2 separate regions of the Homo sapiens genome follow, and region 1 is linked to region 2. Evidence: chromatin loops called from intact Hi-C (ENCODE). Cell type or tissue: Calu3. All regions are shown on one strand.

Region 1 (2,500 bases), 250 kb before region 2:
TTGCTTTCCAGGGATTTTACACCAAATGACACCAAAGGAAATCGTGGGAACGTTTGGATCCTCAATAGAATGATGTGTTTGAGGTGTATATTAGAGAGTAGTCATCATTCTCAAATATTCTGAGACTGTAGCCACAGAACTTCACATAAACCCCGGGGTAAGATTGGAGAAGTGGATTATTAAAGGAATGACTTGTGAGTTGTCAAAAAGAAAGCAGAGCTCACCAGCAGCTGTTCCCTAAGAACAAGTTGGTCATACTAACTTCTTTTGGTGGCAGAGTTTGTAGGGAATGGTATAGTGTTTCTGGATTTAAACAAGGGATTTGACAAGACTACTCATGGTAAACTCATGGGTGAAATGGAGGAACATAGTGAAATACAACCCTAATAAGAAGGATTAGAAGGATGTGATTTTTACACTCTAGAACTTAAACTTGAGCAGAAGTCTTAGGGAAACCTGTTTTCACTTAACATTAAGACTCTTAGTGCAAGGCCAGGTTTGGTGGCTCATGCCTGTAATCCCAGCACTTTGGGAGGCTGAGGTGGGAGGATCATCTGAGGTCAGGAGTTGGAGACCAGCCTGGCCAACATGGTGAAACCCCATCTCTACCAAAAAATACAAAAATTAGTCAGACACGGTGGTGGGCAGCTGTAATCCCAGCTACTTGGGAGGCTGAGGCAGGAGAAGCTCTTTAACCTGGGAGGCAGAGGTTGCAGTGAGCCAAGAATGTGCCACTGCACTCCAGCCTGAGTGACAGAGTGAGAATCTGTCTCAAAAACAACAACAACAACATCAACAACAACAAACAAGAATCTTCGTGCAGAAGCAACTGCTCCCAGAGGGGAAAAAAAAACCGCCGCTATCCTTGGAGATAATTAAATGCAGGTTGACTAATACTTGTTCAGGGAGGCTTAAAGGGGATGTGAGTACTGGATACATATTAGAATCCAATGACCTTTTTTTTTGGAATCCTTAGGATATATGATTTTTTTTTTTGACATGGGATCTTACTCTGTTGCCCAGGCTGGCTTCACTGCAGCCTTGGACACCTGGGCTCAAGCAATTCTCCTGCTTCAGCCTCCTGAGCAGCCAGGACTACAGGTGCGCACCACCATGCCTGGATAATTTTTAAACTGTTTTGTAGAGACAGGGTCTTGCTATTTTGCTCAGCCTGGTCTTGAACTCCTGGGCTCAAGTGATCCTCTTGCCTTGGCCTCCCAAAGTGCTGGGATTACAGGTGTGAGCCACTGCACCCAGCCAGGATCTGTGATTTTTGCTATAGCCAGAGACATGCTTGGATGAGATATGTCCCAAGCCATGTTCTCATGGGCAGGTCACCATGGGTATTAAAAAAGAGTGTCAATGGATAAGGGCAAAGCCATCTCAATCACAGGAACAGTCTAAAGAAACAGTAAAGAAACAGATGTCCTATTCATAGTGACTCAGCGTCTCATCACACTAAGTCCTGGACAGCTTGGGTGTAGTTAAAAGCCATTTTCCTGGGTGGATCACCAGGCTGCTCAGCAGGGGGCAATACAGCACAGTTCAAGAAGGCTATAATGTCACCCGAACATCACAGACCAGTCAAGGTGATCTTAACCTGAGGGCAGAAGGATGCACTCAGAGATTGTGTCAGGTTCCTGTCTGTCTCGTAATTCCAAGGCACACTAACTCAGTGACCCAGAAAAAACAAGGATTTCCCATGAAACCAGGACTCTGAGCCAAAGCTGACCACCCACTGTCATCAACTCCCTTGGGAAGGGAAGCAACGTTCTCTGTCTCCCAATCCTACAAGCAGCAGGTCTGGCCTCTTGGCCTCAGAGCTTCTGCGTGTGCTCTCCAAATGCTCAGGGAGGAAACAGTCAGCCTGAACTTTGGATGTGGCTAATAGCATTCTCATGACTTTCTTGCTCGAGGCTTGCCCCATCACCCGTACCGATCAGGGCTGGAAGTTTGGAGTCTGGATAGCTGGCTTCCTGCAGACAGAGCTGAGAGGCTCAGCCACAGCCAGCAATTCATGGAGGTCACCAGGTCATTGTTCTCTTCTGTTTTCTTGTCCCCTGAAGCAGCATTTTGAGTAAACAGCTCTTTCCTCTCACAAACGAAGACATGAAAAATATTTTTGGGGTCCAGTTCGCTGCTTTCCTGGTCCTGTTTCCTGTGCTCTGTTCATACATTCCCTCTGATTTCTGTCCTTTTGGGGTGTATCATCATGACTACTAGGAATAGAGCAAATAGGCCACAACACTAATACTATTCCATTTCAGGAATGGTCTAAGTTACAGGAATCTTTTGTGTTTGGAAAGATACTGTGTTTTCTTTAAGGTATTTTCCTTGCAGCAATCAAGATTTTAAAAAATTCCACAAAGAAATATTTCCATTCTTGGTCATGCTTGAGATGATGCATCACTTAGAATTGGATGAACATAATTAAAACAAGCAGGAGATTCAAATACATGCAGGAATATCAAGACTTCTGAATGCCAGTGCTGGAATATAA
Region 2 (2,500 bases):
GGGTAAAAGACCAGGAAAGTCACTGATGTCTTGACAGATGAATATTTGCAATATACATTTTTATGCCTGACACATCACACTCCATTATGCGGATGTCAATTTGGGGCCACTACTTAGTTAAGCAGAGAACTTTTCTTCCTTTTTTTCGGGGGAGAACAGTACGTTACTGGCACTGAGCAGAGAGTAACTCAGGAGGCAGCTTATCAGAGACCATGAAGGGGCATTCTGTGGGAGTCTGAGCAAACCAGGGGCATATGCGACCCATCATTCCCACCAAGACAAACCCTGCTTCTACAATGCTTCCACCAAAACTGTTTATCCTTTCCAACCCCTCTCTGGAGAATAATTTAAAATGGAATTGTAAAGCCACTGCTGGAGTAGGGGAATGGAGGAGAGGGAGGGAAGGCAAATATAGCCTTCCAAAGCTCCTTGGGGGCTTAGTCATAATCCTGAACTTGCAGTCTATCAGGGTCAATCCTCTCCCCATTTCTGGAAGGAAGGTGAGGGGAACAAGCAGGCTGCGAACTGGGCAGACCTCTATTCCAGTCCTGCCTCTACCACCTACCACTGTACGGTCTTGGGTATACCTTTGATGTCAGTTTCCTTATTTACAGAATGAGTTTTACATAGTTGTTTTGATTTGTTTTATGTAGTAGAAACAATGTGTGTACCGTGTCTGGTACATAGTAGCGATCTGTAAATGGGATGCCTCTGGCAACACTGACTTCAGGACCCAGAGCCAGTGATGTCTGTTTCCACCTTTCATCTTTCGTTTTAACATTCTACTTTGTCCACGAAGTGGATGTTCAGAATGGAAATAGCTACACTGGCATCTGCTGTGCCTTCTTCACTTGCACAGCATTGCATCAAGTAGCTGCCACTGCCAGTTCCACTATCTGAGGGTATAAGGACAAAGCAATTGGCACAGATGAGGTATAGAGGGTGAGCAACCACTTGGTAGCAAACACCTGAGCTGTGACCCTGTGGATTCCTTCCCCACACCCATTTTCAGGCCATTCCCACTGGCAATCAAGGTTTCTGGGCCCATAGTACCCCCTGATGGCCGACATGGGGAACTTTCTTTTCCCAACAATTCCTTTCTCCTCCCCAGTGGGACCTCCCTGTCTTTCACAGGTCACAGCCTTGTTCATTCTGTCATGGACCATTCATTTCTCACAAACTTGTGTAGCCTTTCCTGCCTTGCTTTTTAAATTTCCTGTTCAATTATTTCAGGAACATTGATTTTTCTTCCCCTTTCTTTCTCTCACTTTGTTCCATTTGTGAATTCTGAAATTATTATGATTGTAGTTGATAAGTATAATAGTAGGATTAGTGCATTCATCTATTTATCAAGTAAACCACTATATATTTGGAAGTAAAATAAGACATAGTGTGGAATGAGCAGCATCAATCTCTAAAGCCCTTTGAGATATCTAGACATTTTCCTAACCTACACAAAAGAGGACATTGTCTTCTCCAAGTAACACTGACATTTTCTGGACATTATTTTTCTGTTTAATTGCCAACTTGTTCTAGTTTGTCCCCTACTGTTTTACTGCAAATATAATTCAGCTACAATAAGGGTTAAATGCATTCCTGTGGGCTATTCTGGAAACCAAAGCACATCTTTCAGCATTAGTTCTGTATGGGAGAGTGAATTCAAGGCTTCAAGCAATTGCTTTAGAATGAACTTGGAAAATATAACCTATTGTATTTTTTTTTTTTTTTTTGAGATGGAGTTTCACTCTTGTTGCCCAGGCTGGAGTGCAATGGTGCAATCTTGGCTAACTGCAACCTCTCCCTCCTGGGTTCAAGCAATTCTCCTGTCTCAGCCTCCCAAGTAGCTGGGATTACACCCTTAGGCCCGGCTGATTTTGTATTTTTAGTAGAGATGGGGTTTCACCATGTTGGTCAGGCTGGTCTTGAACTCCTGACCTCAAGTGATCCACCTGCCTCGGCCTCCCAAAGTGCTGGAATTACAGGCATAAGCCACCACGCCTGGCCTACCTATTGTAATTTAATATTGAAAATTTTCAGTTAGGAGTGGTCAGTTATTTTTTGAATTCATAGTTGACATCTGGATTCTCTGGTTTTTAATCTGTTGGCCTATGACATCTATTGGGATGAGTACTTACAAAGTAAGTCAGTTGTAACTTATCAGGGCAGACATTGATTCTTCCTTTATCAAAAGAAAAAAATACTAATCAGATCCTGATTTGATGTTATGAGACTATACAAGAAGATTATTAAATTCTTTTCCACGACCATAAATTGCTTCTTGGTGAAAACACATCAACCATGTCTCAAAATATACTTTCCTTAATGTAAATTCAAATAATGTTAATGATTCATGTCTTTATTTGGCCTGCTTTAAAATACTTTTAAAAATACAAATGATTCGGATATGAATTATTAAAATGGCATTAATTTTGTGTTTAAATGTTTAATTCTTTTGGTTTACGAAGCTTATTCTTAAACTAGAGAGCAGTAGCTAGAAAGT

The links. Peaks named below come from ENCODE experiments on the same cell type or tissue, not always from the same donor. Only the 100,000 strongest peaks of a DNase experiment are listed, where the experiment ranks them.
Region 1: a loop joins it to region 2, with 2.6 times the contacts of the local background. A loop is called at or near these places in 5 of 110 quality-filtered maps.

Annotation. Positions count from the first base shown.
Region 1 is chr10:15,459,981-15,462,480 of GRCh38, forward strand. No RefSeq gene overlaps it. Among named protein-coding and RNA genes, the nearest start is that of FAM171A1, 90 kb to the left of the region's middle. In Calu3, no CTCF peak of the experiment used is centred here; a DNase peak (open chromatin) is centred at 1,531.
Region 2 is chr10:15,714,958-15,717,457 of GRCh38, forward strand. All of the region lies in intron 2 of ITGA8 (integrin subunit alpha 8), which reads right to left. Among named protein-coding and RNA genes, the nearest start is that of ITGA8, 3.7 kb to the right of the region's middle. In Calu3, a CTCF peak has its summit at 1,016 (motif pointing left); no DNase peak of the experiment used is centred here.